2 separate regions of the Homo sapiens genome follow, and region 1 is linked to region 2. Evidence: read pairs that join two places in POLR2A ChIA-PET (ENCODE). Cell type or tissue: B cell. All regions are shown on one strand. Each heading gives the region's core, and the rest is flanking DNA. Links, peaks and the distances in the headings are about the cores only.

What was found. Peaks named below come from ENCODE experiments on the same cell type or tissue, not always from the same donor. Only the 100,000 strongest peaks of a DNase experiment are listed, where the experiment ranks them.
Region 1: POLR2A ChIA-PET joins it to region 2 with 5 read pairs; 2 of 35 experiments call an interaction of 5 or more read pairs at or near these places.

Annotation. Positions count from the first base shown.
Region 1 is chr3:46,183,389-46,198,808 of GRCh38, forward strand. LOC105377067 (a long non-coding RNA gene) reads left to right here. Exons shown (of 2, transcript XR_940805.3): 2 at 5,544-6,701. Among named protein-coding and RNA genes, the nearest start is that of CCR1, 17 kb to the right of the region's middle. RefSeq lists enhancers at 4,151-4,290, 8,482-8,701. In B cell, for the core only: no CTCF peak of the experiment used is centred there; DNase peaks (open chromatin) are centred at 3,703 and 4,553; H3K4me3 peaks cover 1,243 bases; H3K27ac peaks cover 627 bases.
Region 2 is chr3:46,314,129-46,329,548 of GRCh38, forward strand. No RefSeq gene overlaps it. Among named protein-coding and RNA genes, the nearest start is that of CCR2, 32 kb to the right of the region's middle. In B cell, for the core only: no CTCF peak of the experiment used is centred there; a DNase peak (open chromatin) is centred at 7,493; H3K4me3 peaks cover 986 bases; H3K27ac peaks cover 1,784 bases.

The DNA.
Region 1 (15,420 bases), core at 607-5,606, 130 kb before region 2:
ACTGCCTGCTTTCACAGAGCAGAATATGGTAGATCAGCTCTCTGCTCCGCCCCTCTAAACACCACCCAGTGGAAGAATTGGAGCACAGCCTACTTCTGCCATATGGGGGATGGAAGGTTAGCATCCCTGTGGGCCCTGCTGACACTGGCACCATCGAGCAGAGTAATCAGAGAAGCACTGCTGCCCACTTCCACATGTGCAGGCTGGGCAGGATGGAAAGCAGCTTCCTGCTTGGCCCCGCTGAAATTACGTGTGTGTGCGTGCTGTGGAGGAGGGAAGGTTGTGAGATTTTGCTGTGGGTATTTGGCTGGAGTACCACACATAGTGCCACAAAGGTTTTCTCTAGTTTGGCCACCCCTTTCCCAGGCTTTTGGTTAGGGGGAAGAGGCTTTCCTTGTAGTTTTTAAAAAATCTGTGCCTATTGGCAGTTCCAGGTTGGAGGCTCCTGTAGCCCTATCTATGTCCAGAATATATGTGAGGCAATAAGCAAACCCAGAGAACTCAGTGCCACATCATTTCTCAAGTCCCAAAGTTCTTTGGAAGTCACCTTTCTCCCCACTGTTCAGTCTTCCTATGCTTTGTAATGTCCAGGGGTTTTTAAAGTTGTAAGAAAAGGGACCTGGGAGGAAACAAAGCTGCTCCATCTTGGTCACAAGCAGAAGTCATAATTCATAGCATTTGAATACTTCCAGGAGCACTGGAGATCATCTACAGAATTTATGGACTTTTATGTGATTTGGTACAACTCTTTAGTCTTAAAGGTAGGAAACATGTAGTTTGGGCACAGTGGCTCACGCCTGTAATCCCAGCACTTTGGGAGGCCAAGGTAGGCGGATTATTTGAAGTCAGGGGTTTGAGACCAGCCTGGCCAACATGATGAAACACCATCTCTACTAAAAATACAAAAATTAATCTAGCATGGTGGCAGGCACCTGTAATTCCAGCTACTTGGGAGACTGAGGCAGGAGGATCACTTGAACCTGGGAGGCAGAGGTTGCAGTGAGCTGAGATTGTGCCACTGCACTCCAGCCTAGGAGACAGAGTGAGACTGTGTCAAAAAAAAAAAAAAAAAAAAAAGAAAGGAAAAGAGAGAAACCTATAAATACCGATTTACAGTTATTCTCTGTTCCCAGCTCCAGCCAACTATTGATCTGCTTTCTGCCTCTATAAATGTATTCTTTTTGGATGTTTCATGTAAATGGAATCACACAACATGTGGTTTCTTGTGTCTGACTTATTTTGCTCAGCAGTTGCTTTGAGGTTCACTCATCACACAGCATGTGTTAGTGATTCACTCCTTTTTATTGCCCAATAGCATTCCATTGTATGGGTATACATTTTGTCTATTTATTTGCCATCTGATAGATATTTATGTTTCTGCTTTTTGGCTTTTATGAATGTGTTAGTTGGTTCTCATGCTGCTATAAAGATACTACCTGAGACTGGGTAATTTATAAACAGAAGACATTTAACTAACTAACAGTTCCACATGTCTAGGGAGGCCTCAGGAAACTTGCAATCCTGGTGGAAGAGGGGAACCAAGGCAAGTCTTACCTGGTGGCAGGCAGAGAGAGTACAAGGGGGGAACTGCCAAACACTTTTAAACCCATCAAATCTTGTGAGAACTCACTCACTATCATGAGAACTGCAGGGGGAAACCACCCCCATGATCCAATCACCTCCCACCAGGTCCCTCCCTCCCCACATTTGAGGATTACAATTTGCGATGAGATTTGGGTGGGGACACAGAACCAAACCATGTCAATGAATAATGTTGTTGTAAGCATGTGCAATTTTTTTTACGGACATATGTTTTCATTTCTCTTGGATATATCCCTAGAAATGGAATTGCTAGGTCAGATGAACCCTCTATATTTAACATTTTGAGAAAATGCTAAATTGTTTTCCAAAGCAGCTATACCATTTTTTATCCCTACCAGCAATGCATGAGGGTTTAATTTCTCCACACCCTTCCTAACACTTGCTGTTGTGTGTCTCATTTATTACAGCCCTTTTGGTATGTGTGAAATGGCATCTCATTGTGGCTTTAATTTGCAATTGCATTTCCCTAATGACTAATGATGTTGAGCATCTTTTCATACTTTATTAGCCTTTCATGTATCTTCTTTGGTGAAATGTCTGTTAATATTTTTTGCTTATTATTTTTAATTTTTATTTTGTAATTGTAAATTGACAAACTATTGTTGTACACAAAGTTTTGTTATAATGTATAAATACAATGTGGAATAATCAAATCAAGCTAATTAACATATCCATCACCTCAAGTACTTACATTTTGTGTTAAAAAATTTGAAATTTACTCTCTTAGCAATTTTGAAATGTACAACATATTATTATTTACTATATTCACCAAGCTATGCAATATACCTCAAAGAAATCAAAAATTATTCCTCCATGTAATTGAGGCTTTATGGCTATTTTTTTTCTTTTAACTTTTGTTTTAGGTTCTGGGGTTCATGTGCAGGTTTGTTATGTAGGTAAACTCGTGTCATCACAGGGGTTTGGTGTACAGATTGTTTCCTCACCCAGGTACTAAGCATAGTACCCGATAAGTATTTTTTTCTGAACTTTTCCCTCCTCCCACCCTCCACCTTCAAGTAGGCCCCAGTGTCTGTTGTTCCCCTCTTTGTGTCCATGTGTTTTTATTATTTAGCTTCCACTTATAAGTGAGAGCATGCATCTATCTTTGATTGTTTTTTTACAATTGAGTTATACAAGCACTCTCTAAATTCTGGTACCAGCTTTTTATCATAAATGTGTTTTGCAAATATTTCTCCCAGTGTTTTTCCTGTCCTTCCATTTTCTTAATGGTATCTTTTGAAGTGCAAGGTTTTCAATTTTGATGAGGTCTATTTTATCAATTTTTTCATTTATAAATCACATTTTTAAAAGAAATCTGTCTGGCCCAAAGTCCTAAAGATTTACTTCTATGTTTACTTCTAAAAGTTTAATTGTTTCAACTCTTACATTTAAGTCTATGATTTGTTTTCAGTTAATTTTTGTGCATGGTGTGAGGTGAGGGTCCAAGGTCATTTTTTTTGCATACACATAGTTATATTATGAAATGTTTTTCTAGAAGTTAATATGATAATAGCTTAATATTTTATTTTATGAACATACTATAAACAGTGAGGTCCTGGTAAATATTTGACAATCATCTCTTTTAAAAAAGCCCTGATTTGTAGTATTTGCCAATTTCCCTGTGTAAATATTCCAACAGTGTTTAATTTAAAGCTACTACATGACATAACATATGGAGTTGGGAAGAAGTCACACCATTGATTCTTATGAATTGCTACAAGCTGGCTCTAGCATATCACTAAATCAATTTAACCAATCTCCTGGGTTTTTGTTTTATTTTTGTTTGCTTCTTGTTTTTCTCTCTTTTACCCTCAATATATACAAAAGATGCAAAAAAGAAACAAAAAGCAGAAACAGTCTATTTTATTCATCGCTATAAATGAATGCTGTATCTCTAGGGAGTTTCTAGTTCTCTCTCCTTAGGAACACAGCTGTGGGCAACATCCTTGAAGCCTTTCTGTGGTCACATTTAGTAGTGTCTATCACATTTACTTTCAGACAACCCCCTCGCCAGCCTTGCTTCCTTTTAATGATAAAGAAAATCAAGTTTTGACAAATAGAGTATAAAGCAGCTTGAACTTCTGCAATTTTGCAAAAACACATATACAAAATTTAAATTATAGAGGTGACTTCCCCCCCTTTTTTTTCTCCCTCTCAAGAACCAAGTATAGAATTAAGCAAATGCTGAGGAGGAAAATAGTTGTCTTGACAGGCAGTGGAAGTCAAGTGTGAATGGCCACAATGTGTCAGCTTCCTGAAAGTGTCTTGTACATAAGAGTACTGCAAAGAAATCACTGGAGTGTGACACTGTTTCAGATAAATATATCTGATCTTCCTTTCGAGGAAATCTTGTAAGAAGTGCAAATAAAACTAGGGGGCCACTTTGGATCAGATGCTTTTTTTTTTTTTTTGAGGGAGGGTCTCACTCTGTCACCCACACTGGAGTGCAGTGGTGTGATCATGGCGCACTGCAGCCTCGACCTCCAGGGCTCAAACAATCCTCCCATCTCAGCCTCCTGAATAGCTGGGACTACAGGTGTGCACCACCATGAGTGACTCATTTTTGTATTTTTTGTAGAGACAGGGTTTTGCCATGTTGCCCAAGTTGGTCTCAAACTCTTGGGCTCTCAAAATGCTGAGATGATAGGCATGAGCCCCCATGCCTGGCCAATAGATATTTTTAATAAGTAGTTATTAGATGCCTATCTGTAGCTCTGTGGAGCCCACATAGCTTTATCCACATTGTTACAAATGGGAAGCAGCAGAGGCCTGGGATCTGGGAGAGCAGTGAGCCATGGGGGATTTGGAGGAGAAAGGGCACTAAGTTGTATGGGGATAAGAGGGTTTTGAGCAACTGTCACTATTTGGCAAGACCTTTATTCAATATAATTACCATTATTTAAAGTACCCCTTTCTATTACTATGAAAAGTGAGGCTCAGAGAGATGTGAAAGTGCTTACACAGGGACTTCTGGCTTACAAATACCTGCTTTTTAAACTCTGTGCTCAGAGTGTGCATTGGGAGTCACCTCATGAAGTGGAGACTCAAGCTCAGTGACTCATCACAGCCTCCTGCTCTGGCCCCATGTCCCAGTCAGCCCACTCACTGCCCCATGCTCCCCCTCTCACTCCTGCTCCCCTGCACATGACGGGAGTCATACTAACCTTTGTGCAGGTCCCAGAGAGAGTCATGCTTCTGGCCTTCATTCACTCCACACCCTTACCCCGGAATGTTCATCCCACTGTGTTCTTCTAAGAAGCAACTGCTCATCTTTTTCTTTTCTCTGTCTCCTTCTCACTCTCTTTCCCCAACTTTCCCCCCATTAGACTTCTTCTCCTTCTTGCCCTTTCTCCTTCCTTTCTTTCTTTTCACAAAGAATAGTTTTTCTTATGATGTGGCCATTTTAAAAGTTGGATAGGCCAGCCTGGTGGCTCATGCCTGTAATCCCAGCACTTTGGGAGGCCAAGGCAGGAGTATCCCTTGAGGCCAGGAGTTCAAGACCAGCCTGGGCAACAAAGCAAGATCCTGTCTCTACAAAGGATAAAAATAAAGTATTAGCTGGGTGTAGTGACATGGGTCTGTGGTCCCAGCTACTGAGGAGGTTGAGGCGGGTGGATCTCTTGGGTCCAGGAGTTCAAGACCGCAGTGAACTGTGGTCACCACTGCACTCCAGCCTGGATGACAGAGTGAGATCCTGCTCTAAAAAAATATATGTATTTTTTTTTTCAGTTAGATAGCACTGAAAGCATACAGAAGAAAATTAACATCACTCATTTGCGATGACTTTATACAATGTCAGTTTAAACGGGAACTACATTTCCCAGAACTCACTGTCAGTAGGGTTCCAGGTTAGCACAGGCCCGGGGATCTATATAACTAACTTGAGATTCACGAGAGAATGGAGCAACAGCTGTAATGTAACGCTGTGAATGTGCCAGCAGGTTCCGGGGCCCTGTGGTGGCTTGTGCACACTGCAGTCTATCTGCAGGCTCACTTTGGCGTAGGACGGCACCTGGACCCACTGGATTCCGGCTCCCATGCTCCCCTCTGGAAGTACAAGTCCTGGGCCAGGCGCATGTGAACCTCCATGGTGAATGCAGCAGCTTCCTCTGCAGATTCCTAGCGAGGTAGTGGCTGGATGCCGCGAGAGACAGATGAACCTCCTGTTTGTCCTCAAGGCGGGTAGTTTCCGTGTAGGATCTCGCTTGTCCTTACAGGTGCCATCTGATCCTTGCTCACATCCTCAGCTGGCGTTCCTTCCTGACTGCTGGAGTGGCTGACCTGAAGAGACTTCCCACTCAACACTGCAGGCAGAGGGGACAGCCCGGAGAGACTTGCCCGCCAGCTCTCACTTTGCATATAATCTCACTCCTAAATAAATCCCTCAGCTCAGGGGTCCCCAAACTTTCTCTGCGTGTGGTGCCCTTAATTTCTCAGTACTCTCTTCTTAGTGCACCTGGGCCAAAAGAAATACCAAACAGTTCCATTAATTAAGTGGTTAGATCCAAATGACGTAGGTATGTTTGTAATAGCTGTTTGAAAAGAAAATATACATACATTGAAAGAAAAAATAATATTTGATTTTCCTCTTAAATAAGCAGTGCCGATGGGATATGTGCCTGTTGGACAAGGCCCAACTTCTCCAACCTTGGAATCAAGTTGGACACTGTTGCCCTCATTTTCTGTCCCACACCATTTTACCTCAAAGCAATCATTGAAAACCCAGCTTTGGAAAGATATGACAACTGTGAAAGGAATATACTGCAATCTGATGTTCGAACTGTGAACTTCCTCAATCGAGTAGTTCCCAAGGTGTCCAAGAAGGGTCAGCTATCAATGTATATCCTCTGAAAACTGGAAATATTCCATGGCACCCCTGTGAACTCACTGTGGCCCCTACAGTTTGAGAACCATAGCCTTGTCTCATATTGCTTCTGATACACAGAGTGCCATGCTGATTTGGGTGTATTCTTTTCCTGTCTTTGTACTCTCCACATATATTATAAAATGTGGACCAGAAGAATTCTATATTTCCCTTTTTTTAATTTGACAATGTTATGAGTGTATTCCCATGTCAATAAAAATTCTTTTAAAAATTATTTATATCTGAATCATATACCAAATTTACCAATATCGAATTTAATCTTCCTCCAGTCCTTGAATTTTCCAGCTGTATTTCATTTTGCTATTATCTGTCAATATTCCTTAAAATGGATTTCTAGAAGCAGTATTACCAAATGAACTTCTTAAACAATCTTGATAACTATTGTTAAATTGCTTTTCAGAAATAATGCACTAATTTATATTCCAATAAAAAATACATGGCAGTGGCTATTTTGCCACATTCTTAACTGCACTGGGTATTTCCATTAATAAAATAAAATCTCCTCACCATTTTTAACAGGCAGAAGAAATATTTCATTGTAATTGACATTTTGTTTTATTACTAGTATGATTAGTATTTTTATTTTAATGGGTATTGCATTTATTCCATGACTGTTTGTATCTTTGTTTATTTAAATAAGTTATTGGCCTGTAATCCCAGCATGTTGGGAGGCTGAAGCGGGTGGATTACCTGAGGTTAGGAGTTCAAGACCAGCCTGGTCAACATGGTGAAACGCCATCTCTACTAAAAGTACAAAAATTAGCCGGGTATGGTGGCGTGCACCTGTAATCTCAGCTACTCGGGAGGCTGAGATGTGCGAATCTCTTGAACCCGGGAGGCAGAGGCTGCAGTGAGCCGAGATCACACCACTGCACACCAACTTGGGCAACGGAGTGAGACTCTGTCTCAAATAAATAAATAAATAAATAAGCAAATAAATAATTGGAATATATTATTAGTTTTCTTATTGATTCGTAAAATTGCCTTATATGTTAGGAGAGTTGATACTTTGGCATCTTTGTCTTAATCTTTAGTTTATTACACTTTAAAATTTTTTGGTACAGGATCTTTATAGTTCAGGCTGTATAGTGTATGTCAGCATACAAGCAAATTCTCCCCCAATACAATACTGTTCTTTTTTGAAACTTACTTAGACTGTCTCATCTGATTATTCTACAAATGAATTTTAGATTTGCTAAATTAAAAGCCAACACACAATGCTTTTGTTCAACGCTTTCAAACAAAAGCTATAACCAACCTTTGTTGGTCAAGAGGAGACTCTTGAAAGCTGGATGAAGTTAGACACCACAGATATTCTCGAATAGAGAGAGCATAAGCTCAAAGAAATTCACTGGTGTGTATCCAGGGCCAAACAGCGAGTCCCTGACAGTCTAGAGAACGCAGTGACCTTATTCCAGCAACTCCTCTGGTGGCTCCTGCCCACCATGGCACAGGGGAAGCTTCAGTGCATGGTGGGGTGGCAGGTCCTTCTTCAAGTGGCCTTCATACCCCTGATGTCTGATTCAAGGGGCTTGTACCAAATGAAGGGATGAGTGAATGAGTGGGTGGATGAGTGACATTTGAATGGATGAATAAACAAATCAATGGATAAATAAAATTTACGGGAAAATTCTCCTTTTCTCCTTCCAATACTTGGCTCCCAGAACTCTGTTTCCTCTTGTTCTCTTGGGGGAACACACTTAGAGGTTTCTATAATTTAATTGTGTCCAAAAGGTCTGCTGGCAGCTTCAGAACATCACAGCTCCTGGCTTCAGGGTCCCTGTGCCTTAAGTCATCTCAAAGCCTTAGCACAGGGCAAGCAAGCCCACTCACTCATGGGAGTGGGGGCACTGAGATGCTCCAGGTGGGTAGAGCAGGGCTAAAACTGGATGGAAACTCTAGGTAAGGAAATGCAGACGGGCAAGGCTTCCAATTATGGAGGCATAGCAGGGGGTCAGGAGCATCCTGGATAGCACCCTGCCTGCTTCCAGGAGTTGCAGCACCCAGGAGTGGGGTCAGAACACGAGCCTGAGGCTCTTCTTAGTAAATACCCTTGTTCCTTTCATGCCACCCACGTTTCAGTCTTCTCACTCTTCCTCAGCTCCTACCACAGAAAGTGAGAATGGGAAATGAAAGGACCAGAAATAAATATTGGGCAACTTCAGACCTGGATAACCCTGTCAAGCCCAGATTCTTACACAACATTGAGATTTTATTGTACTGAACTAGGTCTGCACAGAGCAACAGCTGTGGACTTAAAAATCAGTTTTCTTTTTTCAAAAATTTCTCAAAGAATTTCATGATAAAAGATGTTACTTATCAATGGGGTTAGTGTATCATTTTAAGTAGCTAATTAAGGGGAGAAATGAGTGTGAAGGGAAGGAAATGTAAAATCAGCCGACATCAGGATTTCTTATTGACTTGATGCTGAGTCCTTCCACTCTGGGAAAATCAAAATGTATTCCTTCTGGTTCATGTTTCTCAAGCTTTAATTATTAGAATTACCTTTTTGATTTTTGCTATATTTTCACATATTGCATTGTTACTTAAACATTATACTTAAATACATTTATTTTAATTATAATAGCAATCACTTACATGGTACTATGTGCCAGGCACTCTTTTAAGCACTTTACATGCATTAAGACATTTCATCCTCATGACAACCCCATTAGATGAGATGCTACTCCATTCAATGATGGAGACGATGAGTCTCTGAGAAGTTAAGTGACTTGCCATAGTTACATACCAGAATAAAGACCTAAATAAGAATTGAAATACTATTATGGTAATAGAAGAAAATATAGGACAAAATAGAAAAACAATTGTACTTAAGGGTGAGAAAGGAGCCTTTAAACTACATTGAGCTAGTATAAGCCAAAAGACAACATTTAATGAATTTTAATTTAAATTTTATTACATCAAAAGTATTTCTATTTAATGAAGGATACCATAAACAAAGTAATATACATATAAGACAATGATAAAAGTTATTTGCAATATCTTAAAGCAATAAAAAATTAAAATCCAGAGTATGTAAATAACTCTTGATAATCAACAAGAAATAGCGGGAAACCCAATAAAAAATGGTCAAAGACACGAACAGGTAATTTATAGGAGAAACTCAAAAGCTTATAAAAAGATGTTCAAACCCATCAGTAATCAGAGAAAAGCAAAATGAAGCAACTATGAGAGTCACGTTACTTGTTCAACTAGCAAAGATTAGAGAGCAGCATAATGCCAAGTGTTGGTAAAGATGTGGGGAGAGGAACCTTTTTGCACAGTTAGTGGCTACATAGATTGAACTCATTTACATCTCCCTGTGATCTAGCATTTCCAGTCCAACTCTGTACAAGAACGTTGTAATTGTATTTGCCAGAGTGGAGAGCTGGCGGCAATCTTGGTTCCCATGCCTAGGAGAGTAAATAAGTAGAATGTGGAAGATATACTCTGTGGAGTACTGTGAAGCAGGTGAAAGAAATGGGTTGAATATTCTAAATAGCAACATAGATGATCAGGCAAGCTGGGCACGATGTTAAAAAAAGTAAGAAACATATATCATTTACCTAAATTAAAAATACTACATACAAAACAATACATATATTTTAGGACACATTAAAAAGAAAATGACACATATTAAAAAACCTTAGAATAGGACTTCTGCTTTTGGTCATGATGGAGTAACTGGTGCCAAATTTGCCTTTCCATTGTAAGCAACTATGAAACTGGACAAAGTATGAGTCAACTATTTTCAGGTATTGGGCAACAGCAAATAGAGGACTCGTATCCCTGAGAAAAGGAACATTTTCCTGTGGTAGTACAGGGAGATGGAGCCCAGGCAGAGCAGAGGGTTCACTGAGCTGAGGAGGCAGAGATTAGACCTGGGTTGCTGAAGCAGCTACAATTTTCAGGGCAGGGGACTGGAGAGAAGGCAGCTCCATAGAGAAGAGGCTCAGAAGTCTCCACAGGGATTTTCTGTTGGATCCTTGGCTGAAGGAAGGATTGCACTAGAGGAAAGTGAGACTCCTTGAGGTATAAGTGTGTGGCTACTGAGGAGCTGAGAGCTGAACAATGGGATACCGGGGTTTGCACAATGCTGAGAGAAAATTCCCAGTCAGGGTGGATAGACTTCTCTGCCACCTCTTATGAGCAAAGGCTATGCCCTACAGCAGTGGTTTTTTAATGTCAGCATGTACCAGGGTCGTCTGAAACACTTGTTAAAATACGGATTGCTGGGTCTCACCCCTGGAATTTCTGATTCAGTAGCTCTGAAGTAGGGCCTGAAAATTTGTATTTTTAATAAGTTCCCAGGTGATGCTGTTGTTGTTGAAGACCACAGCCCTAGAGTAAAGGCAAGCCCTAAAACTAAAGCCAAATCTGAAATAGACACATCCTAACAAAACATAAAACTGAGTCTGATGAGACTGAAAGGAAGCACCAATGATTTTACAACCCTGACAAAATGACACCCAGCACTTTTTAAAGGAAGATAATAGTCCAGACTCCGTACAACATATCACCTATAATGCTTGACATGCAATAAAAAAGTAATTGATGTGAAAAAGAATTATAGCCATAATTCTAAAAAAAAGTCCATAGAAACAGACCCCAAGATGACTGGGAAGTTGTAATTAGCAATTAGGGACTTTAAATCAACTATTATAATCAAGGACTTAAAGAATTAAATTGTCATAATGAATGAACAGATGTGGAATTTCAGTAGATAAATGGAAACTATGTAAAAGAACCAAATGGAAATTCTAGAACTGTTAATTACAGTATCTGAAATAAATTGGAGGGTCTTAACAACCTAGTAGAGACAATAGAAGAAAGGTCAAGAAATGAATATAAATTACTGTAAAAAATGAGTTTTAAAAGGAGATATGAAACAAAATTAAGCAGTCTAATAAAGGTATAGTACCCTTATCCATTGGTGATATGTTCTAAAACTCTCAATGGATGCCTGAAACTGCTGATAGTGCCAAATCCCAGCCAAGGAACATCAAGGTCACCTTTTCACTTAAGGAAGCACTTTCAAGTTTCTCTTTGACATATCCAGATTGCCAGCATCACTACTCTTAGGGCCATTACTAAGTTAAAAAAGGGTCACTTGAACACAAGTACTGCAATATCACAAGCGTCAACCTGATAACTGAGACAGCTAAATGGCTAAGGGGCAGGTAGCAAATAAAGTGTAGGTATATGGGACAAAGGGATGATTCATGTGCAGGCAGGATGAAGCAATACAGTGTAAGATTTCATCATGCTACTCAGAATGGCGCATAATTTAAAACTTATGAATTCCTTATTTCTGGAATTTTCAATTTAATATTTTTAGACCATGGTTGACCAGGGATAACTGAAACTGCAGCAAGCAAAACTGCAGTTAAGGGGGGACCCACTGTATAACTGGTATATATAAAGGTGAAGAGAAAGCGATAATTAAGCAGGGAAAAAAATGTATTTGAAGAAATCATGGCCCCAAATTTCTCAAATTGGGGGAAAATCAACCTAAAACTCAATGTTTCATAAACACCAAGAATAATAAACACAAATGAAGCAAAAAATGCTAAAAAAAAAAAAAAAAGGGAAAGGAATAACATTAAAGGCAGCCAGAGGGGGGAAAAAAACACATTTCGTAGGAGATAACAATGATAAGAGCAATTGCTAACTTTTTATCAGAGACAATGATGTACAGATGACAGTAGAATGATTTCTTTAAAGGACTGAGAAAAAATATTGCCAATTCAGAATGCTGTATCTGGAAAAAATATCTCTCAAAAATGAGGGTAAAATAAAGACATTTTCAAATAAGTGAAAAATACCAGATTCTTTGCCAACAGACTCATGCTCAAGATATAGTAAGAGAAGTTATTCAGGCTAAGGCAAATTGACACCAGATAGAAACTTGGATAAATATAAAAGATTACATTTTTTGTCTTGATGTCTTTTTAAAAATGAATTTGTTTAAAATAAAAATAATAACATTGTATTATGAGGTTTTCTATATATGTAAATGTAAAATACATGATAACAATACAGAGAATGAGAGGAGGTTCTTACATTTTATATGAAATGGCACGATATTAATCCTAAATAGTCTGTGATATATTAAGGATGCATACTGAAATCCCTACAGAAAATCACTACAACAATAATATAAAGAGGTATAGCTTAAAAAGTCAATAGAGGGACTGAAATAGACTACTAAACATTTTTCAAATAATCAAAAAAAATTAAGAGATAGAGAAAACAAAATACAAATAGGAAACAAAGTGTACTGTAGTAGACTTAAACTTGATAATATCAATCATTACATAAAATGTTAATAGACTAAATAATTCAAGTGAAAGGGGTTGTCAGACTGGATGAGAAAGAAGATTGAGCGCCATGCTTTCTACGAGAGATTCCCTTTATATTAAAAAACAAAACAACATATATTTAAAAATAAAAGTACTGAAAAAGATATACAGTCATGTTCTACATAATGATGTTTCAGTCAATGATGGATTGATTATACCAAGGTTGTCCCATGAGATTATAATGGAATTGAAAAATTCCTGTTGCCTGGTGACAACAGAGCTGTTGTAACATCGTAGCACAACTCATTACTCCCGTGTTTGTGGTGATGCTGTTGTAAACAAACTTACTGCACTTCAGCCACATAAAAATAGAGCACATACAATTATATACAGTACATAATACTTGATCACGATAATAAATGACTATGTTACTGGCTTATGTATTCAGTATACTGAATTTTTTATTGTTATTTTAAGATGCACTTCTTCTACTTATAAAAAGAAAATTAACTGTAAAACAGCCTCAGGCAGGTCCTTCGGGAGGAATTCCAGATGAAGACATTGTTATCATAGGAGACGCCAGCTCCATGCCTGTGATTACCCCTGAAGGCCTTCCAGTGGGAAAAGATGTAGAGATGGAAGACAGTGATAATGATGATCTTGATCCTGTGTAGGTCTAGACTAAAGTGTGTGTTTGTGTCTTGATTTTTGGCAAAAAAGTTTAAAAAGTAAAAATGTTAAAAATTTTTTAAAATAGAAAAAATCTTATGGAATAGGGATATAAAGAAAGAAAGCATTTTTGTATAGCTGTACAATGCATGTTTTAAGCTAAGTGTTATTACAAAAAAGTATAATAAAAAAGTCAAAAAGTTTAAAATTAAAAAGTTTATAAGTAAAGTTGTAGTAAGCTAAGGTTAATTTATCACTGGAGAAATTGTTTTTTATAAATTTAGTGTAGCCTAAGTGTACAGTTTATAAAGTCTACAGTAATACACAATAATGTCCTAGGCCTTCACATTCACTCACCACTCACTCAGTAACTCACCCAGAGCAGCTTCCAGTACTGCAACCTCCATTCATGGTAAGTATCCTATGCAGGTGTACCTTTTAAAAATCCTTTTTATTGTATTTTTAATGTACCTTTTCTATGCTTAGGTATACAAATACTTACCATGGTGTTACAATTGGCTACAGTATTCAGTACAGTAACATGCTGTACAAGGTTGTAGCCTGGGAGCAATAGGACATGCCATGTGGCATAAGTGTGTAGTAGGGTATACCATCTAGGTTTGTGTAAGTACACTCTATAATGTTCACACAATGACAAAATAGCCTAAGAGTGCATTTCTCAGAATGTATCCCCATCATTAAAGGACGAATGACTGTACCATGTGAAGAAGAAGCATTAAAAAGTTAGAATAGCAGTAATATCAGAAAAAGTAAACTTCTAGACAAGAACTATTACCAGGGATAAAGGGATATATTTCTTAATGACAAAGGAGTCAATGAGAAGACAGAATAGTCTTATATGTCTTTCATATAATAGAGCTCGGACATATATGAAGCAAAAATTGACAGAAATAAAGGAAGATGCAGACAAATCCATAATCATAATTAAATATTTTAACAAGGCAACTTATTGTTCTATCTAGCTAGCTGATATAACAATGAGGCAAAAAATTAGTATTGAATAGAAGATATGAGCAACACTATTGGCCAACTTGACCCAACTGACATTTATTAAATATTATAATGCAAGACACATAGTCTTTTCAAGTGCTCATGGAACATTAACCAACCTAGGCTACATACACACAGAACATTTACTAATATAGCTCATTCTCTGAGCCATAAAAGGAACCTCAGTACATTTAGAATTATTCAAATTGTGTAAGTCACATCAGAATTACATTAGAAATTAATAGCAAATATATCTGAAAAATCCACAAATCTTTGGAAGCTGACAAACTTTTAAATAACTTACAGGCAAATAAATATAAAAGGATATTAAAAATTATTTTGAACTGAATGAGATAAAAAGATAACATATGAAAATTTGTTGAATGCAGCAAAAGCAGTCCTTAGAGGTACATTTATAGCTCTAGATGCTGATACTGGAGAAGGAGAATGGTTTAAATAAATTATCATAGCTGCTTCTATTTTAATAAACTAGACAAAAACAAAATAAAACAAAATCAAATGAACCCAAAGTAAGCAGAAGAAAAAAGATAAGAAAGACCAGAAAAGAAATCAATGAAACAAAAGCTGTTTCTTTAAAAAAGTCAATAAAATCTTTAAATTGTGCCTATGATGTTGGGGTGGGGAGCAGATCGGGGATATGTGGATTTTTTTAAAAGGAAAAGATGAAAAATTTATGAAAGTAAAAGGTCTCATCCTCGCCCTGGTGCCAAGACTGTGTAGAGCGGTTCACATGCTGGAGCCTGAGCCAAAAGACTGAGGGGTACTCAAGTGATGTACAGAGTCTCTCATCATTGGCAGCAGTAAGGCATTAGACTGGCCTATTCAGAAGAACTGTGATTACTCACTAAAGGATTATGTAAAAAGGAATACATTGACAGCAATGAGAACCAGCTTTCTTGTTGTGAGAGAAGCCAGTTTCAACTATGAAAA
Region 2 (15,420 bases), core at 4,390-9,389:
TGGGTTATTCAATAAATGGTGTTGGGTAAAATTGGTTATACATTGGTGAGAAATAAAGTGAAACTCCTACTTTGTATCATATGCAAAAAATAGATTCCAGACAGATGAAATATTTAAATGTAAAAAATAAAATTCTAAAACTACTAGAAAAAAAAGAAGAATATTTTTATTCCTTTGAAATAGAAAAGGTCTTACTAAGCAAAACACAGAAGTAATAAATGAATAAATGAAGACAAATATGATAAAAATAAGTTAAAAATATAAGCAATCTTTCTTTGTTTTTTTTTCACCTTTCCTAGAAAAAAATATATAGGCAACTTGTTAAGCAAGGTAGATTACAAGAAAATATTTACAACATTTGACAGGCCACAGATTATTATCCAGCCTCATCTGATAAGAAAACTTCAACATAAAGATATCTGTTTTTTTTCTTATAAGGTTCCTCAAAGTGAGCCAATCACTTCTTAAGCTGAACAAAAAACAAAACAGAAGTGATCTTTTCCAATAATGAAAACAAACATTGACAGAGCAGCTGTAGGATCCTTTCAGGCAAATTATGAAAAGGTGCCCTTTCTCAGAAACCACAGTTACCATTCAGCTTTGTGACCAGAGGTTTGACTGTACCCTAGTCCCTACTAGCAACCCAACCACATAACCAACTTCAAAGGTCCTGAATGACTGTGTTGTACTTAATGGCAGATGATCTATCTCCCATTTTTGTCCTAAGGATTTTCCAAGATAATATATTTCTGCATTTGTTTTGCTTTTACTTCACTCCAAATTGAAATCTATTTGTGGGATAAGACTAAAGAAATGCTTATAGGAAAATTGATAGCACCAAATTCCTATCTTAAAAAATGAAAAAGGTTTCAAATCAATGACCTCAGCTTTTACTTTAAGAAAATAGAAAAAGCAGGATAAGCTAAAGCCAAAGTAAACAGAAGAAAGGAAATTATAAAGATAAGAGCAGAAATCAATGAATAGAAAACAAAAGAAAAAAATCAAACCAAACAGCTGATTCTTTAAGCAGATCTATAAAATTGATAAAACTCTAGCCAGATTGATCAAGTAAAAAAGAGAGAAGACACAAATTACCAGTATTAAGAATGAGAGAGGCAATATCACTACAGATCCTACAGATATAAAAAGTATAAGGGCATACTTTGAATAATTTTATGACTATAAATTAGGCAACTTAGATAAAACAAATTTCTTGAAAGACACAAACAACCAAAGCTCACCTAAAATACTCACAAATTGAATAGTCTTATAGCTATTACAAAATTGAGGCCAGGCGCAGTGGCTCAAGCCTTTAATCCCAGCACTTTGGGAGGGCTAGGAAGGCGGATCACGAGGTCAGGAGTTTGAGACCAGCCTGACTAACATGGTGAAACCCTGTCTCTACTAAAAGTACAAAAATTAGCCAGGCTTGGTGGTGCGTGCCTGTAATCCCATCTACTCAGGAGACTGAGGCAGGAGAATTGCTTGAACCTGGGAGGCAAAGTTGTGGTGAGCCGAGATCGCGCCACTGCACTTCAGCCTGGGCAACAGAACAAGACTCCGTCTCAAAAAAAAAAAAAAAAAAAAAAATTGAAATTATAGTTAAAAGTCTTCCCACAAAGCAAACTCTAGACCCAGATGGCTTCAATGGTAAATTCTACTGGACAATCAAACAGGAAACAGTAATAATTCTCCACAATGTCTTTCATAAAATTGATGCGGAGGAGATACTCTCCAACTCATTCTATGAAACTAGCATTACCCTGATACCAAAATCATACAGAGACAGTGTAGGAAAACAACAGATCAGTATCCTTCATGAACATAAATGAAGTACAATGCAGTCTTATGCATAAATCAGAGCTTCATTGTTCTACAGATAAGGTAATGTAGGATTGTTGGTTGCCCCTCCAGGTCTGTTAAATTCACCTCCTTCCCCAGAGAGCATCCTTCTTAAGGACAGGGAGCCTCAATATGTCAGTCCTCACAGCACCTCCCTCAGTCTTCAGCACTTACCAGCTCATCACCACAACCGATACCACATTGGATAATTTCATGAATTACTTTAGAGCAAATGCAAGAGAAAAAATGGATTTTTATATAGGAGAAGAAGGAGGAAATTCTTGTGGATTTGGTACAGAATAGGGCCAAGGGAAAATTACAGATGTAAAAAGAAAAGTGTGTGAAATAGTATCCTTAGTGCTCACAAATACAATGATTTCATTGTTTTTAAAAATAAAAAATGACAAATGTCTAATGCTTGGTGGTAATGCTTTATTGAATGTGTGTTATACACTGGTTCCTCATTCCTGAAGTTAGAAATAATACCTTCCTCTTTTCATTTGGTTATGTTTGCTGAAACAAATCAAAGGCTGAGATTGAAACACATGCTACTTCAGGTGGATGACCTTACTACTAAGCTCATCACAACAGCACTTACAGCTGAAGACCCCAGAGTCCTACCTAACTTTTGTCACAACCCAGATTTTGGCCATGTAGTTCTGGGCCTTACCATTAAAGCAGACAGAAGTCAGAGGAATGACTCCTTTCCACTTGAAGTGAGCTGCAGGCTTCTAGGAAAGGCAAGATGCACATTTCCCTCCTGTGGAGCATAAAGCCTTTGTAATTCAGGACTTAGGACCCATATGGATTTGAAATATTATGACATTGGAGCTGGAGTGGTTGGGGACAACACCAGTAGTGTTATAGGCCATGGAATGTCAAAAGAACATGGAACCCTGTTAAAATCATTAAACATCAAAACTCTCCCCTCCTCTGGTGATATGGTTTGGCTGTGTCCCCATCCAAATCTCATCTTGAACTCCCATGTGTTGTGGGAGGCACCCAGTGGGAGGTAATTGAATCATGGGGGCAGGTCTTTCCCATGCTGTTTTCACGATACTGAATAAGTCTCACAAGATCTGATGGTTTTATAAAGGGGAGCTTCCCTGCACAAGCTCTCTTCTCTTGTCTGCCACCATGTGAGACATGCCTTTCACCTTCCGCCATGATTGTGAGGCCTCCCCAACCATGTGGAACTTTTAAGTTCATTAAACCTCTTCCTTTTGTAAATTGCTCAGTCTCAAATATGTCTTTATCAGCAACGTGAAAACAGACTATCTGATTTTCTGTGGGATGTGGATTATGACCATGGACAGAGCATAACTGGGACAGAGCTGGAAAAAATATTAATTAGGTGCTTAAAAATATTTGTTAGAACTATCTTCATGAATGAGAATCAATCCTGTTTCCATGGTGATTCACCAGGCATCAATTCCAAGCATCCATGAATCAGAAAAGTCCTATCTTCTCTTAGTTATCATCCAGGACTCCAAGGAACCATAATTAGCCAACCTGTTCACATTTCCTTTTCATTCACTAGCCTCGAAGTTTCCAGGGGACAGGGACTCTGTCCTATTCATTTCTGTAACCTTACCACCTGACCCAGAATAGCTGTTCCCTGAAGATTTGGTGGATTATAAATGTGGATGTCTTATTTCTTTGAAAGTGTGAGCTTCAGGTACTGATCACGTTATTCCAATTATCAATTTAGTATCTTTCTTCACCATTAAACTGTGAAATTCTTGAGGGAAGAACCTATGACTGATTTATCTCTGTAAACTCATGCCACCAGTATTCAAAATCACACCTAGCACATAGTAAACACTCAATGTTTGTTGAATGACTGAAGGAATGGATGAAAATGAACCTCCTTGCTTCTGACCAGTGGATGAGTTGCTTGGCCGTGTTCCTACAGCCTAGAGCTCATCCCCTAAAGCATCTGAAGTTACCCATTAGTGCAATGGTTCTTGAACGCTGGTGTTGATCAGAATCATCTGGATGCCCAGGTTCTCTGAAATAAGATAGGGTCTAGGCATTTGTATTTTTACCAAGGAGGTGTGATGGAGTCAGATGCAAGAAGGCTAGTTGAAGAAACCACATGAGAGTTTAGTGTAGTGTATTAGAAGACTGGTTTGGCTCTGTCGCTAGTGGCTACATCATCTTGCTCAAGTCATGCCAGTCTCAGGACCTCATTCAGTCTCTTCAGCTGTAATATGGGTGGGTTGCACCACATAACCAGAAAGATCCCTTCCAGCTCTACCCACTTACAACATGGTCAAATTTGGTCTGATTTTTTAAATCGTAGTACAATATATATGACATAAAATTCACCATTTTAGCCACTTTAAATGTACAATTCTGTAGCATTAACTACATTCACATTGTTGTGCAACCATCACTACCGTCTACTTCCAGAACTCTTCATCTTGCAAAACTGAACCTCTGTTGTCATTAGTCACTAACTATTCCTCTCCCCCCCTCCTTCTAGGCCCTGGCAATCACCATTCTACTTTCTGTCGCTATGAATTTGACTACTCTAGGTAACTTATATAAGTGGAATCACAGCATTTGCCCTATTATGACTGGTTTAGTTGACTTAGCACAACCTCCTAAGGCTCAACCACATTTTAGCATGTGTCAGAATTTTCTTTGTTTTTAAGGCTGAATAATATTCTGTTGTATCTGTAAATAACATCTTTATTCATTTGTCCATCAACAGACTGTTGAGTTCCTCCCATCTTTTGACTATTGTGAAAAATGCTGCTATGAACCTGAGTGTACAGACATCTGGTTGAGTACTGCTTTCAATTCATTGTTTATATGGATCATATGGTAATTTTATGTTTAATTTTTTTGGAACTGCTACATTGTTTTCCACAGTGTACATCATTTTACATTTCCATCAGCAATGCACAAAGGTTCCAATTTCTCCACATTCTTACCAACATTTTTTATTTTCTGTTTCTTATTTATTTGTTTATTTATTCTGAGACAGAGTCTCACTCTGTCACCTAGGCTGGAGTGCAGCAGGGTGATCTCAGCTCACTGCAACCTCTGCCTCCCATGTTCAAGTGATTCTCCTCCCTCAGCCTCCCAAGTAAATGGAATTACAGGTGCCCACCACCACGCCCAGGTAATTTTTGCATTTTTTTTAGTAGTGATGAGGTTTCACCATGTTGGTCAGGCTGGTCTTGAACTCCTGACCTCAAGTGATCCACCCGCCTCAGCCTCCCAAAGTGCTGGGATTACAGGTATGAACCACTGCACCCAGGCCATTTTTTGCTTTTTAGATAATAGTCATCCTAGTGGGTATGAAGTGGTATTTCATTGTGGTTTTGATTTATATTTCCCTAATGATCAGTGATATTGAGCATCTTTCAAGTGCTTATTGGCCATTTTCTTCTTTGGAGAAATGTCTATGCAAGTCCTTTGCTCATTTTTTAATCCAGTTGCTTTTTGTTATTCTTTTTGATTTGAAAGTGTTCTTTATACCTCTTGTATACTAATCCCTTATCAGATATGATTTATAAATATTTTCTTCTTTTCCATGGATTGCCCTTTTTACTCTGTTGATAGTGTTCTTTGATACAAAATAATTTTTAATTTGAATGAAGCCCAATTAATCTATTTTTGTTTCTTTTGTTGCCTGTGCTTTTGGTGTCCTATCCAAGAAACTGTTGCCAAATCCAATGTCATAAAGCTTTTTCCCATGCTTCCTTCTAAGAGTTTTGTAGTTACAGCTCTTGTATTTAGGTATTTGACTATTTTGAGTTAATTTTTGTACATCGTATAAAATAAGAATCCAATTTTTATTTTATTTTACTTTTTGTATGTGGATATCCAATTTCCCCACCACCATTCATTGAAAAGACTGTCCTTTTCCTATCGAATGGTCTTGGCACCCTTGTAAAACATAATTTGACCATATATGTGAGGGTTTATTTCTGGGCTCTCTATTCTATTCTATTCTATTCTATTCTATTCTATTCTATTCTATTCTATTCTATTCTATTCTATTCTATTCTATTGGTCCCTATGTCTTTCTTTATTCTAGTACCACCATTTTGCTCATCATAACTTTGTAGTAAGTTTTGAAGTCAGGAATCGTAAGACCTCCAGCTTTGTTCATTTTCAAGGTTGTTTTGATTATTCAAGGTCCCTTGATAGTCCATATGAATTTCAGGATGGATTTTTCTATTTCTGCAAAAAAAAAAAAAAAAAAAAAAAAAATCATTGAAATTTTTAAACAGATTGCATTAAATCTGTAGATTGTTTTGGGTAGTATTGACATTTAACAACATTAAATCTTCCAATCAATGAACTAGGCTATTTTTATTTATTTTTTCTGTTTCTTTGAGCTACTTTTGTAGTTTTCAGTGTATAAGTTTTTGCTACCTGGTTAGGTATACTTCTAAGTATTTTCTACTTTTTGATGCTATTGCACATTGAATCGTTTTCTTAATTTGGTGGTAGCGGGGATTGTGCATTGTTAGTACATAAAAATGCAACTCATTTTTTGTGTGTTGATTTTGTATCCTGCAGCTTTAACAAATTCATGTTAGTTCTAACAGACTTATTCTATGAATCATTAGGGTTTTCTACATAAAAGATCATGTCACCTACAAACAGAGATAATTTTACTCCACCCCTTCCCGTTGCAATGCCTTTTATGTCTTTTTCTTGCCTAATTGTTCTGGCTAAGACTTCCACTACCATGTTGAATAGAAGTGGTGAAAGTAGACATCCTTGTCTTGTTCCAATCTTAGAGCCAAAGCTTTCAGTCTTTCACGGCCTGAAAGACTTTGTAATATGTTCTCAAGGTTAAAGAACTTCAGAAGTTTTCTAAGCAAGAGACCATTTTATTAACTTAGTTGGCAGCAATTCTGAGAGATTAGAATGAAAAGATAGAGGATAAGAAGTATCTGGCAGGTATAATATATTGAGTGTGCTGAATATACTTTTAGTTTTGTATAGGTGTTAAAAAATGGCAAAGGAGGCCGGGCGTGGTGGCTCACGCCTGTAATCCCAGCACTTTGGGAGGCCGAGGCGGGCAGATCATGAGGTCAGGAGATCGAGACCATCCTGGCTAAAACAGTGAAACCCTATCTCTACTAAAAATACAAAAAACTCGCTGGGCGTGGTGGTGGACACCTGTAGTCCCAGCTACTCGGGAGGCTGAGGCAGGAGAATGGTGTGAACCTGGAAGGTGGAGCTTGCAGTGAGCCGAGATCACGCCACTGCACTCCAGCCTGGGCGACAGAGAGAGACTCCGTCTCAAAAGAAAAAAAAAATGGCAAAGGAAAGAATGAAAAATAAAGCAAGGTCCCAGAAGAGGCCAAAAATCTTAATCAAAATTGACTGAACATTACGGAATGAAATGGTTTTTCCTTTACTCCAATTAACGACTTCACAAGAAGATTCCATCCTCGTTTATAAGATTAACCCAAAACCAGCACTTAAAACCAGAAGCCTTGAAAGGATGGAGTTTGGGGACCCTTCTCATGTCTATTCCCAGAAGGGGGTCTTCTTCTGGGGTCCTGTCCCCTAAAGAGCTAGGCAAAAAGTATGCTTGCCACATCTGTTGAAAGATAGAAAGTTGGTCTAAAAATACATGAGAGGGAACTGAAACATTTCAGAGAAGGCAAGACTCAGAAGTAAGAAACCAAAAGAGGAAGGTAAAATTCTAGTTACAAAGAAAAGAGGAATGGAAATTAAATTGTCTTACAGAGAAAATCCAGAACTGCCCCCTCTTCCCTTACTACTCCATCAAAAAAGGGGAAAAATAGTCAATGGGAAAGTTTTGAGAAAAATAGATCTCTGCATTCTTCTGGTTGAGAATTCAGACAACTTGAACTAGAGAGCTGGGTAATTTCTTGACTAAAGGTGTGTTAGATCTGAAAGGGTTTTTCTTAAAATTGTCTGTGTTCATCCCTCCCATCTTAGAGAGGAACACAGGATAAGAGACCTCTGGAGCTCCCCCAGGGTCACCGAGCTAATAGGATCAGAGACAAAGCTACAAAGTCATTTTCTGACATCTCTCCAGGGCTCTTTTTTTCTGGACCCCCCATATCAACATGATGTATTTATTACATTGGATTAGCAACTCTCCTTGAGCTTTCCTCAGTACCAGGTTTACATCTCAGTCTGTGGGTCTCAGAGAAAGTACCCAATCAGCAGCAACATTACCTGGAAACTCATCAGAAGTGCCCCTCCTCAGCCCCACCCCAGATCTATGCAATCAGAAACTCTGGAAATGCAGGCCAGTCCTAACAAGCCCACCAGGGAATTCTGGTGCACTAAGGTTTGAGATCCACTGATCAAAGAAATAATATTCCTTTTCTTCATTATAATAGCATGAATAATAACTAACATGTATTTCACAATTTACAAAAGAGCTTTATGCTCTTGTTAAATTTGAGGGTAGTCTTCTCAAAATCTCTGTGAGGCTAGAAAGTCAGATATTGAAACACCTGTTTTATGGGTTCAAAGATAGGTTCAAAAGAGAGTAAATGATTGTTGGGGTGGCAGGTCCAGAGAGGGCAGGATCAAAACTGCAATTGAGTCTTCTGCCTTATAAACCAGCATAGCTTCCCCAAGGCACGTCACTTCTCGATAAAATGGTGACAACTAGAGTGTCCTTTCAGATCATTCTTAGAAGCATGGAGTGCTAGGTCAATTGTGTAATTGATGAGGAAATAATAATACTAAGAACTCCCATCTTCTACGTCCTTATATACAATCCTGTCAGGTAGAAGCTGAGTCTCAGAGAGAACAAGTTGCCCTCCCAGGACCACCAGGTAAGCTCGGCATAGCTGTGCTTAGAATGTAGGCTGTCTGGCTTCTGGGCTTGCCTGCCCAGGGAGGCTTTGTGGGTTCTACTTGGTCATCCAGATCACAGAGGGGCAGCACTGACTCCTACCCAGTGCTCTTGACTGTACATCTAATACTTTCTACTAAGAAAACCCCTTCTCTTTAGACCAATGGTTTTCAAATCTTGGTGTGCATTGGAATCACCTGGAAAGCTTGTTAAAACACAGATTGTCCCACCCCAAGAGTTTCTGATTCTGTAGGCTGGGGTGGGGACCCATGAAAGTGCATTTCTAATAAGGTCCCAAGTGATGCTGATGCCACCAGTGTGTGGACAACCCTTTGAGTGGTGAAGCTCTGGACACCCTAATTTGCAAGGCTAATCAGGCATATGTGGCAAATGAATACGAACTGAAATTCTGACTCCAATATCTTCACTGATATTCCTAATCCATAGCATACACACAGTCCCATTCGTTTCCCTTTTAGCTTTTAATCTACATTTATCCTTTCTTCCTCTGCCACTGCCTTCTCTCCAGTTAGCTCAAACCAGGTAACACATAACCGCCTCCTAACTCATCCGCCCAGTTGGTTTCTTTGGCTTTAATCTAGACTTCTTATCTCCACCAGATTTGCCTTACCAAAGCACCAATTTCTTAAGGCAGGGTTAGAATTAAAAATCTTCTGTTCCTCCTCATTGCCTAAAACTCCTAAACTTATGATTCAAGGTCTTCCATGACCTTCATGGACCAGTCTAACGTTTTAGCCTGTCCTAAGTGACATGCCTCCACCACATACTTCATGCTTTCCACTTTCTTTCTCCATGTCTTTGTTCATGCATTTCCATTTCTTCTACCTGCGATGTCCTCCTTCGCCATCTCTGTAGATTTAAAAATCCTACAGGGCTCATCTCAAATGCCCTTTCCTTCATGAAGCCTTTCATGAAATCCCCATCGAGAGGTTTTCCCTCCTCTCAGCTCTCCAAAGCACAGATGTCTGCGTTTGTGGCTATTATCTTACGTTGTTTTGTATTAAAATTTCTCCAGCTTTACACATTTGTCATCCTCTTAAGGACAAACATCTTATTATGGTCAATGTGAAGCTATAGAGGATAATTTAATGAAATATTCCAAGGGCTAGTCATTACACATGACTGATTTATCTCTGTAAACTCATCCACACTCATCCACCTGATTTTGATTGGCCAAGTTAATGAATCAGAGAGGAAAAGATGGTAAAAATATAATAAAAATCTCCTAGGTAGTCTCACATCCCACAGAGCCCCAGGTAATGAAATGAGGCCCTGAGATAATACTTTATGAACAATAAAACTCCGGGTTCTATTGACAGTGAAGCAAGACCTGAGAGAGAAGGCTAAATTCCCTTGTGTCTAGCTGCCACAATCTTCTGAGAATAATGGCCTTTCTTCCCGTCTGCCTTCTGAATCATAGGCAAATTTTTCTCTTTGGTGATCCCTAATACAGAAAGGGGAAGTCAAATAAAATATATACAAGGAGAAGGATTCTGGGAGACAGAGTTTCTTGATTCCCTTCTGCATGCTCCTCCTCAAAAGCCTTTATGAGCTTACCTTACATTTAAATTCTTTTAAACAAGGCATTATGTGGTCTGGTCTTTTCCAGCTCCACACACCTTCACACTACATTCCCCCCAGCTAATTCTGCTCTGGGAACACTGACCTTCTTTTAGTTCTTTGAACACATTGATTTCTGGTCAAGATGACTCAGTAACTTCAACCTTTGTTGTGCCCTTGGTGCTGTGAAGATATAGATATATATTAACCACTGCACACCAGAAATCAGAAATAGCACAACAGAGAATAAAGTCATTGAGCCATCTTCTGAGCTCCAAAAGACAAATTTTCTCCAAAAAGACAAATTCAGGCTCTAAAACAATACCTTAAGGAACCAGAAGTGGAATAGAAAATTAAGGTGGTAAGCAGGGCTAAACCACATGCCTGTTGAGCCCAGGTTTGGAAGAAGACAATGGCAGGTAGGAATGTGGTTTCTGATGGGTAATAGGTACTGTTTTCATTTACTTTCTGTTGCTTATAACAGAATATCTGAAACTGGGTGCTTTATAAAGAAAAGGAATTTATGTCTTGCAGTTAGGGAAACTGAGAAGTCAAAAGTTGAGGGCTGCAATTGACAAGTGCCTTCTTGCTGGTGGGGATACTCTGAAGAGTCTTGAGGTGGTATCGGGCATACCACTCTCAGTGAGGGGACTGAGCATACTAGGTCAGGTCTTTCTTCCTCCTTTTATAAAGCTATCAGTCCCACTCTTATGATAACCCATTAATCCATTAACTGATTAGCCAATTAATCCATGAATGGATTAATTCATTCATGAGGGCAGAGCCTTCCTGACCCAAACACCTCTTAAAGACTCCACCTCTCAATACTGCCACATGGGGGATTAAATTTCAGCATGAGTTTTTGATGAGACAAATATTCCAATGATAGCAGTTATTAAAAGTACATGCTTGAGAGAAGGGGATTGGAGTCAGCCTCAGTGCTTAAACTCAAAAGCTAGGATGAGGCTCTAACACTCCTGAAAGAAGGAGTTGCTGCTGGCTCCTTACCAGGGCTATATCTTTTACAGAGCAGGAGACCTAAAGAGGCAGGAGGACCCGGACATCGTTTGGAAACCAAGCACTAAAACAGGCCATCTGTTATACCCCCAATATCCTCTCAGGACAAGTGTTTTGAACCACTCACACAAGGACTAGTCTGGGCAAGTGGGCTAGATGAAGAAACCACAAAATAGCTAAGTGGGGAGAGAAAGACCAAAAATACTATTTTATTCAAAATGAAAATACAATCCAAAATTCCATGATTCATGAAGAAATCAAATGGTATGTGTTAGGTGGTTCTTGCATTGCTATAGAGAAATACCTGAGATTGGGTAATTTATAAAGAAAAGAAGTTTAATTGGCTCATAATTCTGCAGGCTTCACAGGAAGCATGGTGCTGGCATCTGCTCAGCTTCTGGAGAGGCCCCAAGAAGATTTGCTCAAGGCAGAAGGTTAAGGGAGAGCTGGCACATCACATGGTGAGAAAGGAAGCTAGAGAGAGAGTGCAGGGTGAGGTGCCACAAGTTACCACAGCCAGATCTCTTGAGAACTCACTTACTTTCATGAGGACAGCACCAAGCCATAAGGTGTAGGGAGCCAAAGTCCCATGGGACATGACCAACTCAGCATTCCACTGGAGGCTATATGATCAAACAGCAAACTGTTTATCACGAATGCAGGATGTGAGCAAACTCACAACTGGTCCTGCCAACAGAAGGTTTGTTGGAGGCAATCACTCCCTGGTGCCTGAGGTAATCTACTGCAACATCTAGAGAATGCAGTCTTGCAAGCCTACTCTGGACAGGGCAGCTGGCACCTTATTCCATCCCCCTTCTCACTATCTTTTTTTGCCTAATAAATACAGAGGGCTGTGTAAAGCTCAGGGCCCTTGTCCACTAGAGGCAAGTTGCCCCCTGACCCCTTCTTCCAAATATACTCTTTTGTCTCTTGTCTTTTATTCTCACATTTGCCCCCTTTGTTCAGTTCCACTAGGTCCGTGCGGGTTATATACTGGTGCCCTGAGCAGCAACAGAATCAGGCTCTCAACAAGTGTCATCCGAACATGGGACTTTGAGGACATGAACGAAGAAGGTCTGCTGGAGCAGAGGAACAGAAATTGACAAGGTGAACAGGGACCCTGGGACGAGTCTGCCAGCAGCGGATATAAGGTCAGTTACCTAAAGAGGTACTGATCAGTGCCCTAAAGAGATACTGGGAGCAGTGCTTTAAAGAAGTACTGGGAATGGGAAATTTTCTGAATCAGGGTAACAAGGGGAAGAATTTGTCTATTAAAGAAAAACATTATGTGCAGTTGCTTAAAGTTGTATTGGAACAGTCTGGAGCTTAGGTTAATTTGCAGACACTAACTATCACATGCGTCCGTGTGAAGAGAGTCCACCAACAGGCTTTGTGTGGGCAATAAAGCTTTTTAATCACCTTGGTGCAGGTGGGCTGAGTCCAAAAAAGGAGTCAGCAAAGGGAGATAGAGGTGGGGCAGTTTTATAGGATTTGGGTAGGTAGTGGAAAGTTACAGTTAAAAGTGGTTATCTCTTGTGGGCAGAGGCAGGGGTCACAAGGTGCTGGGTGGGGAAATCATGAGACTCTTTTTCTGGGACAGGAGTGTCACAAGGTCAATTGATCAGTTGGGGTGGGGCAGGAACAAATCGCAATGGTGGAATGTCATCACTTAAGGCAGGAACTGACTATTTCACTTCTTTTGTGGTTCTTCAGTTGTTTCGGGCCATCTGGATGTATAGTGCAGCTCACAGGGGATATGATGGCTTAGGTTGGGCTCAGAGACCTGACATTCCTATCTTTTTATATTAATAAGAAAAACAAAACAAAATAGTGGTTAAGTGTTGGGGCAGCAAAAATTTTTTGGGGTGGTATGTAGAGATAAGGGGCAATGTTTCTCAGGGCTGCTTCAAGCACGATCACGGTGGTGTGGGAATCTAGAGTGGGAGAGATTAAGCTGAAGAAAAATTTTGGGGAAAGGGGTGATATTCTGGGGTTGTTAGAAGGAGCATTTGTCATATAGAATGATGATGGCCTGGATGTGGTTTTGTATGAATTGAGAAACTAAACGGAAGACACAAGGTCCAAATAAGAGAAGGAGAAAAACAGGCATTAAAGGATTAAGAATTGGGAGGACACAGGACATCCAATTAGAGAGTGCCCAAGGGGGTCCAGTGTAATTATTTGCCTGGACAATGAGTTTTGGGGCTCTATTAGGTTGTCATATACCAGGCCAGATTGATTTAGGTAAAAACAACACTCTTCATTTAAAATATACAGAGTCCTCCTTTTTTAGCAGTGAGTAAGTTGAGACCTATTCCTGTCTTCTTATATTAATAAGTAAAATAAAGCAAAATAGAGGTGAAGTGTTGGTGTCATGAGGGGAACAGGAAGCAGTTCGGTCCTATTTGCAAATTGATTTTGGGGGGGTAAAGAAAACTAGTGTACCTTTGCCTGTCCAATTAATAAGTAGACACATGTAGATGGAGGAGCCACAGAGGAAGAAGAGAACTTTGTAAGGCAAAACTGGAAATGTAAAGGGAAAAGATGAGAGGGAGCACCAAAAGAGGTGTCTTGCACCCAGACTCAGGGATCTAGTGAGAGCAGCAGCTGTTAGAGGTTGTAATGGGGATTAATGGGGCTACTGGGTAGAGGGGGAGGTTCAACTTTTATGGTGTATGAGAAAGCGCATAGTGTCTACAAGCAACCTTTCATTGCTATTCATAGGATTGGGTATAAGTAAACAAGAAGGGGGGGCTAGGAGGAGAGTCTGAAGAACAAGGGGAAGGTAGCCAAGGATGGAGTGAAATGTAGGGCAAATGTCTTAAAGGAAATGAGAGGTTCTAAGAGGAGGGCTAGTGGCTTGTAACCCACATGGAAGAGGTTACGAAAGGATGATAGAATGGAATGAGCCTGTGAGGCTGGAAGGAGGAATTTTCCTTGGTCCAAGAACCATTTGCCTTGTGTGGGAAGAGTTTGATAGGTGGAAGTTTCAGTGGGAGGGTAGGCGGGAGTGACTGATGAGAAGGAGAAAAACTGGCCATAAGGGACAGAAGTTGGAATGCTAGCTGCTCCTTTAGCTACCTTATCAGCATAAGCTTTGCCCTGAGTGATGGGATCTGATGCCTTTTGATGGCGCTTGCAGTGAATGACCCTAGCTTCCTTGGAAGTAGAGCAGCTTTAAGAAGAGTTTTTATGAAGAAGGCATTAATAATGGAGGACCCTCGTATAGTGAGGAAACCTCTTTCAGGCCATATAACAGAATGGAGGTGGAGAATATGGAAGGCATATTTAGAGTCAGTATAAATACTGACACACAATCCTTTTGCAAGAGTGAGGGCTCGAGTTAAGGCAATGAGTTCGGCTTGCTGAGAGGGAGTGGAGTGGGGCAGAGTGGTAGCCTCAATGATAGATGTGAAAGATACTATAGCGTAGCCTGCCTTTGCTGGTGAGTGGTGATTAGGCCTAGTGGAACTGCCATCAATAAACCAAGTGTGATCAGAGTGAGGAACAGGAAAGAAGGAAATATGGGAAAATGGAGTGAATGCTAGGTGGATCAGAGAGATACAGTCATGGGGATCAGGTGTGGTATCAGGAATAATGTGGGAGGCCAGATTGAAGTCCAGGCCAGGAACAATGGTAATTGTGGGAGACTCAACAAAGAGTGAGTTCAACTGAAGGAGCCGGGGGAGGGGGAGAGCGGCAGAAAGTATATGCATCAGGTGTGAGGAAGAAAATACATTTTGAAAGTTATGAGAACTGTAGAGAGTGAGTTGATCATAGTTTGTGATTTTGAGGGCCTTTAAAAGTATTAAAGCAGTGGCAGCTGCCACACACAGACATGAGAGCCAGCCTAAAACAGTAAGGTCAATCTGTTTAGACAGAAAGGCTGCAGGGCACTGTCCAAGCTCTTGTGTAAGGATTCTGACCGCACAGCCTTGTACTTTGGCTGTGTGTAATGAAAAGGGTTGGGATGAGTTAGGGAGAGCTAGTGTGGGAGTAGCTTCTAGGGCTGTTTTTAAGGAACATAAAGAGGAGTGGGGAAAGGATTTAGGATCTATGGGGTCAGCTAGGTTTCCTTTTGTGAGTTTATGTAATGGTTTAGTCAGGATGGCAAAACCAGGTATCCAAAGGTGAAAGTACCCAACCATGTCTAGGAAGGAAAG